Linked DNA regions of Homo sapiens: region 2 is linked to region 1. Evidence: chromatin loops called from intact Hi-C (ENCODE). Cell type or tissue: sigmoid colon. All regions are shown on one strand. Each heading gives the region's core, and the rest is flanking DNA. Links, peaks and the distances in the headings are about the cores only.

Region 1 (5,392 bases), core at 174-5,173:
AATGGGGCGGTAAAGGGCAACAGGGAGGGAGAGTAAAGAATTAGCACATTCCAGGCCAGGTGCAGTGGCTCACGCCTGTAATTCTAGCACTTTGGGAGGCTGAGGTGGGTGGATCACGAGGTCAAGAGTTCAAGAACAGCCTGGCCAACATGGTGAAACCCCATCTCTACTAAAAATAGAAAAATTAGCCGGGCATGGTGGCAGGCGCCTATTAATCCCAGCTACTCGGGAGGCTGAGGCAGAGAATGGCTTGAACTCAGGAGGCAGAGGTTACAGTGAGCCAAGATCACGCCACTGCACTCCAGCCTAGGTGACAGAGCAAGACTCCATCTCAAAAAAAAAAAAAAAAGAAAAAGAAAAAAAGAAATAGTGCATTCCATGTGGAATCAGTGAAGGCACACCACATAGCCTGGCACACCCCAATGTGGGCACAGAATCAGCTCCTACTCCCACTCTCATGACCACAGTCCAACCACAAGGCAGGGCCCAGGCCTCGGATGCCTTCATCCCATGCACTGCAGTTTTCAACAGGCTTTCACCAATACTGAAACTGATTACACACACAAACTTCTCCCATTTAGACAGAAGTTCTCCCCTCCCTACAAGGAAGTAGAGAGGACTGCATTTCCCTGTCGCAGTTCCAGAGAAAAGGGAATTAAGGAATCAAGGAGGGTGAAATTCAGGTTTTCCCAACAGATGTGAAGAAGCAGGCTATGCAACCTGGGGCCTAGGCCTACCTAGACACGACTTCTAGTAACAGCAAACCTCCAACCTATTGCAACTACAGAAGTTGATCATGTTTTATCTATCGTGCTATCTAAATCCTGAATGAATTATGAAAACAAAAAAGGGGAAGTATATTTTAAAGAAGTGAGACCAATTTCTGAATCCTAACCACACGTAACTCCTTATCAGAGAACAGCATCATCACATTAGTTCTTCCAGTATAATACTAATAATTGCTATATTATTATTGTTAACAATTTTTAAAACATATTTGTATAGTGCCTTATAATTCTCAAAGTGTTCATGTTTCCTTAGAGAAAAAAAGGGCAAGTACTCTATGCCTACTTAACCAGGAAGGGCACTATTGCACAAAGCCTTGAGTAACTTACTCAAGATCACCAGCTGATCAGTTAACATGATGCTGCAGCACATGCATGAATTCCAGAAATACGCAAAGTGACTCTGCAGTCAAGAAAACAGGGCTGGGCACGGTGGCTCATGCCTGTAATCCCAGCACTTTAGGAGGCCAAGGCGGGTGGATCACTTGAGGCCAAGAATTAGAGACCAGCCTGGCCAACATGGTGAAACCCAATCTATACTAAAAATATAAAAATATTAACCGGGCGTGACGGCAGGGCACCTGTAATTCCAGCTACTTGGAAGGCTGAGGCAGGAGAATTGCTTGAACCCAGGAAGTGGAGGTTGCAGTGAGCCAAGATCACGCCACTGCACTCCAGCCTGGGAGACAGACAGAGACTCCGTCTCAAAAAAAAAAAAACAAAAAAAAAAAAAAACAAAGAAAAAGAAAACAGTAACCCCTGTTAAGGAGTAAATAGAGAGATAAAACTTGATTACATATACATATATACCTTGATGCATATACCATACATACAGATACCAACGACATATTTTAAAAATTAATTTAGTCCAGGCACACTGGCTCACACCTCCCAGCACTTTGAGAGTCCAAGGCAGATGGATCACTTGAGGCAAGGAGTTTGAGACCAGCCTGACTACAAATAGAAAAATTAGCTGGACACAGTAGTATGTACCTATAATCCCAGCTACTGGGGAGGCTGAGGCATGAAAATTGTTTGAACCTGAGAGGCAGAGGTTGCAGGGAGCCAAGACAGTACCACTGCACTCTAGCCTGGGCAACAGACTGAGACTGTCTTGGAAAAATACTAATAATAATTTAATGTTAAGTATTACAGAAGGATCCATCTATTTTGTTATCCTTTTTGCCAGACTATTAAGAAAAGGTGACCAATCTGAATTATGGGTTGAAAACGTAGTTTTCATCAAGTCTTTCTGAAGTTGAGTCAACATTCAAAATAATTACTGCTAAATGGGGCAACACTGATGGCCCTTCCAGAAATGTGCGTGCCTAGAGCCTCCAGGACTCTCAGTCCTGAGCACATGTCGCCCTCTGGTGGCACGCACCTCTCTGAATCCTGGAGAAGTCACTCAGGTAGGGGAAGCTTCCGGCAGTGATTTCCAAACATTTCCCACACACCCTCTCAGCTCAAAGAGTTTTTTTAGTAAAAACTTTCAACACACACTTATTTATAACTTCTATACCTATACGATCATAATAATTACATTCATTTCCAGAGACAAAAGAAGCTTTTGAAAATTATAATCTGAACAGAAGTTCTAATAACCTTCTTGCACCCTAATGGCTCATTGCAAGCACCCACTCCGGAGATATCTGTGATTTACAAAGAACCTCACAGTGTGATTTCATTCAGAAAGATTGCAACATAATTTCTGCCCTTGAATTTTTTTGAAAAAACACCCCTATTTTTTTCTTGAGAGTGCTGTAACTTAAGTGTCTGCAGGTGAATGGGGCAATAATCCTGAAGTTAGCCAGTGCATACACTCTGAAGGTATATAGTCAGGCTAACCACAAAACTAAGGTGGTTATGATAATCTTGGTAAAACCCTCACCAGGAAACAATGTAGCTTTTACTCAATACTTAGTGCAAGAAGCTAAACAATCCAAGATCCCCCTGAATTTTGGGTATCCCTACTTTCCTTCCAGATAACTCACCTATATGTATTAAAAATCTTAGTATTCATGAAGTCTTTTATCTAAGAAAGTCTTTACTAAAAACACACTTTAAGGTTTCCACCCAAAAAGAGCACGTAGCACTCTAACTTGCCTCAGTAAGCAGAGGATTATATCAGCATGCTCCACTGAAGTAGGGAGGCATTGCTACTGAACTCGCGATGAATTTAAAAAGCACACTCAATCAGTCCCTTGCTCTCAACGTTCTGAATGATCCTAGCTGGCACCATTAGTCTTGAACCATATCTTTGAGAAGCAGGGTGATCAATCAAAAATTATTCCAAAAAGAATAATAATCTGGAATATGTATCAGGCTCACATAAAGGTAAGAGAAGGAAAGGTTTTTGATGGTGGTTGTTGTTGCTGTTTCATCTTTTCTTTCCACATATGCATTCCCAAAAGCCAGTTGAAATATCAAAGATGCTTGCCATCAGCTAACTAAGGTATTGAAGGTGTCTTAAAACTTAACTCTGCAGTCCTAGTGCCTAGCACAGGCTGGATATTATCATCGGCAGTTTTCATTGTGAAAAGAAGACAAACTTTTTATTTCTCCCCAAATAAGGCTGAGGAAAAAAACAACTGAATATCCTAGTTTTGGGGCAATTCATTCATGAAACAATCTATTGCTAGATATGTGTGAGATAAAAATTATCTGTGATTATCAATTTTAGATATTAACTTGGCTAAGCTATTGTATCCAGTTGTTTGGTCAAACACCAGTCTAGTTGTTGCTAAAAAGATTTTTTTAAGATGTGATTAAGATTTAAATCAACAGACTTTGAGTAAAGCAGATTATGTTCTATAATGTGTGTGAGCCTAATCTAGCCCATAGAAAGTCTTAAAAGACTAAGGTCCCGGCCGGGTGCGGTGGCTCAGGCCTGTAATCCCAGCACTTTGGGAGGCTGAGGCAGGCGAATCAGGAGATCAGGATTCAAGATCAGCATGGCCAACATGGTGAAACCCCATCTCTACTAAAAATACAAAAAATTAGCTGAGCATAGTGGTGGGTGCCTGTAATCCCAGCTACTCGGGAGGCTGAGGCAGGAAAATCACTTGAACCCAGGAGGCAGAGGTTGCAGTGAGCCGAGATTGCACCACTGCACTCCAGCCCAGGTGACAGTGTGAGACTCTGTCTTTAAAAAAAAAAAAAAGACTGAGGTCCCCAGAGGAAGAAAGAATTCTGCCTCCAGACTGCCTATGGACTCAAGACCGCCACATCAGTTCTTCCTTGAGTCTCCAGCCTGCCCTGAATATCTCAAATTTGCCAGCCCCATAATCATGTGAGCCAATTCCTTAAAATAAATACCCCTCTCTTTTCTCCCCCCCTTTCTCTCTCTAGGTAGATATAAACATATATGTACGCATACACATATATATACATACACTTAACACACACTTTTTTTCTATTGGTTCTATTTCTCTGTAGAACCCTAACACATTGTCTAAGGATTTTTGAAAGATCATGACCACGGGTATTCATGCACTGCCCTCTGCTGTGCTAAATGTTAACATACATTCCCCCAAGTTAAAGCCAACCCACCATATTAAGTCCAATCACTAAATGAAGGATATTCTTCTAAAACTAAAATTGGAAAGTGATGGTAAAAGGGCCAAGAAAAATCTTGCCCGTCAATATATCAATATTCCTAGGTAGATAAGCCCCACTGACATTTCATTTTAATAATGGTAGGTAATCTTAGTCCAACAATAGAATGATTTCAAGTGTGTATGTCTTCATAAGATACTACACTTCATAGAAAAGGTTTCGCCAGAGTTTCCTGAATGAGAAAGAAGAAAAAAACACTATGAAAATAAAAGGTGAAAAGAATTAAAAAAAAATTAACTACCTCTTGGTTATCTTTGTTTTGGTTTGCCCAGAAAATCTTATGATAAAGTGTCTCCATGGAATTGCTGGAATCAGTTCGGTCAAAACAGTGACGATCCAAAACTTCCAACGTGTGCAAAACCCGACTAATAGTCACCCCTATAGGCAGAAATTAAACAAGTGGTTAATGAGGCCAAAAATAACACAGTTATAACACAGTACAAAATCACCATTCTATGTGAGGCAAAAGAATTTTTTTTTAATTATCATTCTTGGCATATGTTATCAAACAATCATCAACAAAACCAAACTTGACATTCTAGACAGCCAGGATCTAAAAGGCATAAACTGAAGATTGTCCTCAAAATTCACCAAGTGGCTCTGTCAAAAAGCTGCCTTATTCATGTGGAATGGTTTATAAGAAGCAAAAACACAGCATAAAGTCCAACATTCAAAAGCACTCGTTCCTCTGTGGCATTCTGTACCTGCTGTGGATTCTTGGCACTTGTCAAATGACCACCGAACTTCCACTGCACGGCCTCTTTGTTTTATCTGTTGTTCTACTTCATAAATCCTTGCCCGAACCTGAAAGATAATCGCTTCTAATTAACTTGTGCTTGGAATGCCACAGCGCATGTCTAAATCATGTCAGGTTTTTCCACGTGAGTAAAGTATCCTATAGTGAACTACAATCTTGACTGCATTGTAAGAAATGCAGCCTGTGGCCCAATAAGTGAATTTTTAAAATTTACAAAGGGCAATTCAATGTC
Region 2 (5,392 bases), core at 321-5,320, 160 kb before region 1:
TGGAACTGGGATTCTAACTCCAAAAATCTGGATCTAATAGTCTTCACCTCTCAGAAAACATCATGTTAACTCTCAGAGATCCCCAAACCAGAAGACTAAGTCAAATACCTACAAAAATAAACATACCGTCTTCCTGAACACAAATTACTGGAAAATCCAGTTTACAAGGATACAGAAGATTATTCTGTCTGATTTTAGGTAGTCTTATTCTCCTACTTGATTGTAATTTGGGACTATTTTCTTCATCTTTCTACTTTCCACTATATACAAGAGGCACTCAAAAAGTTCACTGAACATGCAGATCAAGAAGATAAACTTCAAGAAAGTTATGAAGAAATTTAAAGATAATTGCAAATAAGCTTCTTTATTCAAGTCACAGATTAACAGTATGAAAGTTTGAACTAAAATAGAGTATTAGCAAATGTCCCAAAGGTCTAAATATGAAGAGGTTCTAATGGGTCACATTACATAAGTAAAAATAAGGAAGGAAATCCACTATAAGAAAGCAGAACATTTGCTTCACATGCTCATTTGTAGGCTGAACTAATGACTGCCGCCATAAGAAGACAGAGAGAACTGAGTATCCTCCCAAAGGTGAATTTCAATTTTTGTTATTATGAGTGTGCTTGCTTATATAAAAGAATATGCTTAAGGGAAAAAAGGTGCTTTAAAGTTAATATTCTACAAACCATAGTTTATGAGCATAAGAAATTACATAATTTACAGCAATCTGATGTATTAGTAATAATAATGTATTATTATCTCTTAAACAGTGTTTTGTTTTATGGCTAACAGTAGCACCTGTGAATGAGGCAGAACCTGTTATTTGGATTTCACAAGGATGTGAAAGTAATGGTACTGTTAAAAGTACCAAAAATGTATTATATGCTTTAAAAATTCTAGCCAGAAAACAGTATTTTCCTTTTCAACACATCTATTGAAAGTGTTGGATAAATGCAGGATGTTAATATGCTATAAACATAAAGTCTGTTTTTAAAAAATAGCATTTGAAAATCATGAAGGGCTTTTTGTTTTCTTTTGTTTGTATATATGTTTATTGGTAACAGGTGACACTGGAAGCAATGAACACCACAGTGATGCAAGGCTTCAACAGATCTGAGCGGTGCCCCAGAGACACTCGGATAGTACAGCTGGTATTCCCAGCCCTCTACACAGTGGTTTTCTTGACCGGCATCCTGCTGAATACTTTGGCTCTGTGGGTGTTTGTTCACATCCCCAGCTCCTCCACCTTCATCATCTACCTCAAAAACACTTTGGTGGCCGACTTGATAATGACACTCATGCTTCCTTTCAAAATCCTCTCTGACTCACACCTGGCACCCTGGCAGCTCAGAGCTTTTGTGTGTCGTTTTTCTTCGGTGATATTTTATGAGACCATGTATGTGGGCATCGTGCTGTTAGGGCTCATAGCCTTTGACAGATTCCTCAAGATCATCAGACCTTTGAGAAATATTTTTCTAAAAAAACCTGTTTTTGCAAAAACGGTCTCAATCTTCATCTGGTTCTTTTTGTTCTTCATCTCCCTGCCAAATACGATCTTGAGCAACAAGGAAGCAACACCATCGTCTGTGAAAAAGTGTGCTTCCTTAAAGGGGCCTCTGGGGCTGAAATGGCATCAAATGGTAAATAACATATGCCAGTTTATTTTCTGGACTGTTTTTATCCTAATGCTTGTGTTTTATGTGGTTATTGCAAAAAAAGTATATGATTCTTATAGAAAGTCCAAAAGTAAGGACAGAAAAAACAACAAAAAGCTGGAAGGCAAAGTATTTGTTGTCGTGGCTGTCTTCTTTGTGTGTTTTGCTCCATTTCATTTTGCCAGAGTTCCATATACTCACAGTCAAACCAACAATAAGACTGACTGTAGACTGCAAAATCAACTGTTTATTGCTAAAGAAACAACTCTCTTTTTGGCAGCAACTAACATTTGTATGGATCCCTTAATATACATATTCTTATGTAAAAAATTCACAGAAAAGCTACCATGTATGCAAGGGAGAAAGACCACAGCATCAAGCCAAGAAAATCATAGCAGTCAGACAGACAACATAACCTTAGGCTGACAACTGTACATAGGGTTAACTTCTATTTATTGATGAGACTTCCGTAGATAATGTGGAAATCAAATTTAACCAAGAAAAAAAGATTGGAACAAATGCTCTCTTACATTTTATTATCCTCGTGTACAGAAAAGATTATATAAAATTTAAATCCACATAGATCTATTCATAAGCTGAATGAACCATTACTAAGAGAATGCAACAGGATACAAATGGCCACTAGAGGTCATTATTTCTTTCTTTCTTTTTTTTTTTTTTTAATTTCAAGAGCATTTCACTTTAACATTTTGGAAAAGACTAAGGAGAAACGTATATCCCTACAAACCTCCCCTCCAAACACCTTCTCACATTCTTTTCCACAATTCACATAACACTACTGCTTTTGTGCCCCTTAAATGTAGATATGTGCTGAAAGAAAAAAAAAACGCCCAACTCTTGAAGTCCATTGCTGAAAACTGCAGCCAGGGGTTGAAAGGGATGCAGACTTGAAGAGTCTGAGGAACTGAAGTGGGTCAGCAAGACCTCTGAAATCCTGGGTAAAGGATTTTCTCCTTACAATTACAAACAGCCTCTTTCACATTACAATAATATACCATAGGAGGCACAAGCACCATTATTAAGCCACTTTGCTTACACCTTAAGTGTGTACAATTCAAGTGTGAGAATGCTGTGTTAACTATTCTTTGGAATTCTCCTTCTGTCCAGCAAATACTCTAATGATGGTTAAACATGGCACCTACTCAGCAATGCCTTCCTGGACCACAACCCCTATCCCCCTGCCCCACCCTCCTCATTAAAAACAAATACTTCTACTGTTTGGGTGTGTGATAGGGTTCTCAATGCAGATCTCCCTTTTCTAGTTAGCTATATTCTTGACTGCATCCGCTAAAAATGTTAAAGCTTCTTGAGAGACAGACATGCCAGATTTTCTTGGTATCTCCCATAATACGACCTACAGTCCATGGTCTACAGATGTTTTAAATAGAATTGCTATTCTCGATACATACAAAGACGTAATTGCTGACCCACAATCAGTAACATCCATATTGAGAGATTTTTCAAAGGATGGTGACCCTGCTTGTATTTATTTACCTTGGTATTTTTTCTTGCATCCTTCTGTGATTCAAAAAAGTAAAATGTGGCTTTCTGAAATGATGGATAAGAGTCTACATCTTCTAGAAAAAATACATAAAGGAGTAGTTAAGCTCTGTAAATGTGCCACGAGCTCCAACACGACCATCGTAGGGTGAAGCCCACGTTTTCTTCCATGGCCTCAAAGGCCCTAGAACTTGCCTACCTTTCTGGCCTTACCTCCTAGCTACTTATCCATCTCTTGAACTTTATACTCTTGTATAAATTTCTAACTTTCAGAAAATGCCATACTCTGTTTTGGCACCACACATGTATATTTCCCCCTGGTACACTTGGAAGACTCTTATCCATCTGTGAAACCCTATGTTGTCATCACTTGGTCCATGAAATATTACCTGGCCAATATCCCACCATCACCTCAAACCCAATCACCCCCTCCTCTGTATGCTGTCACACCTATATTATTAAACTTATCACATTGCATTGTAATTACTTCCTGACCTTTGTATCTACTCTTTTAGTAACTGATGTATATATCTGAAAGGAGAGATTGTTTCATTGTGCAATCAATAAATGTTTGATAAAATAAAGCCCATTTGGTTTATTTTATGTATTAGAGAAGCAAAAGGGAAGCCAATTCTCATTGATGTTTTTATTATCCAAAGACAACATAAATTTCTTGAAATGAAAGCTCAAGCTCTGTCCACTCTCCTATAACATGTATGTAGGGCCTGAAAATTGTGGTGCTCCTGGGGTCACTAGTGAATGATCATGACAACAGGAGGATCATGGAATAGCCAAATCCAAAGTTTTAAAGCTATTGACAAAATCCTTTAGCTATGCACTATTGATAATGGTTAAGTAAAATTTGTAACTGTGAATATAACAAACACCTTTAGAAAGTACTCTTGATGTCTGATCTTCATTCTCTCTGATAAAAGAATTAAATAATCATTACTATTAGGGATGCCACTAAATCCATATTACCTCTACTGAGTACATTACACAATCACAAATAGACTATAATCATGTAAATAACTGCATCCAAGCTACCCTTGTTAAACAGCCAGGTATGTCTGGTGGGGTAACCTGTGTATTTTGCCTCTAATGACAATTTCAATCTCTACTTAATGTGGGTACACCTAAAGTATACAATTTTTGGGAAAGATCTTTCAAGATAAATTCCAAGACCAAATCTGTCATCCATAAATACAAATATTTCATTCCATTATAATATTCCACTCAAAGGCAGAGTGCCTGATCTGTAGAATAAAATAATCTATTACATCAAGAACGTGGTGAAGAGGCATAGTAGAGAGATCTTAAAATCACTTTCACAAAATGAAGAACTTCCTAAAATCACTTTCACAAAATGAAGAACTTCCTAAACTAGCAATCACAAATACTAAGTTCTAAAATATTAAAAAAAACAAGATGCTACAATATAGTCATAAATGATACACCAAAAAGAATAAAAGAAAATAATAGCTTTGGACTGATAGAATATGTGAGCTCAGAATACAAAGGCTTTTGTCAAAAGTTAAAATGTAATTACTTGTACAAATAAATAGGATAAGATCTTCCCAATAACCTTCAAGAAAAGAGAGGGGTTGAAGGGAGTGAAGTTCCCACACTCGGAAGAATTCTTGAGAAACCAAGGAAGATAACTGTAAAGTGGAAAGGATGAGGCAGAGAAGGAGTGAGAATTCTCAATTCATGGAAGCCAAAAGGTAGATAAAGTCATTATGTCATAACTTATAAAACAATCATTCAATCTTATTAATCCCATTATTTCTTACATTCCATATCCATTTAAAAGCTTTTGCCTTTCATAACTTTCCAAGGTATTCTTTCTAAAATACTTAACTCTTACCCCGACATAAACTGTATTCCTTCAGCAAATTAACAAATCAAAGTTCACACAGATATTAACAGAATATCCAGAGCAAAAAAACCCAAAGTCAGTATTATCTATTATTTAAGAAAAAACATACTTAGAAGACAGTAGCCCTACTAAGGAAAGTGCAGAATTTACAAATCATTTGAAGCACCCAGAAACACATCTCAACATTTGAAATTTTACATAGAAACCAAATGTAGGAAATATGAATACAGAACACATGTGCCATATTAGTTTGCAAATTTTAGTGGCTACCGGAATCGGCTGGAGAGATTCTCCAAATACACATTGCTAGAACCATCAAAACAACAAAGCAGCA

The links. A loop is a pair of places that touch in the nucleus more often than their neighbours do. Peaks named below come from ENCODE experiments on the same cell type or tissue, not always from the same donor. Only the 100,000 strongest peaks of a DNase experiment are listed, where the experiment ranks them.
Region 2: it touches region 1 in a loop (5-fold over the local background); 16 of 110 quality-filtered maps call a loop at or near these places.

The regions. Positions count from the first base shown.
Region 1 is chr3:151,165,235-151,170,626 of GRCh38, reverse strand. MED12L (mediator complex subunit 12L) reads right to left here. Exons shown (of 45, transcript NM_001393769.1): 10 at 5,108-5,207; 11 at 4,645-4,781. Among named protein-coding and RNA genes, the nearest start is that of GPR171, 35 kb to the left of the region's middle. In sigmoid colon, for the core only: a CTCF peak has its summit at 2,158 (motif pointing left); DNase peaks (open chromatin) are centred at 466, 1,212 and 2,146; H3K27ac peaks cover 807 bases.
Region 2 is chr3:151,324,683-151,330,074 of GRCh38, reverse strand. All of the region lies in intron 16 of MED12L (mediator complex subunit 12L), which reads right to left. It overlaps P2RY13 (purinergic receptor P2Y13), which reads left to right and starts at 526. Exons shown (of 2, transcript NM_176894.3): 1 at 526-594; 2 at 1,068-3,763. The coding sequence starts at 547. The coding sequence ends at 2,084. In sigmoid colon, for the core only: a CTCF peak has its summit at 2,301 (motif pointing right); no DNase peak of the experiment used is centred there; H3K4me3 peaks cover 803 bases; H3K27ac peaks cover 317 bases.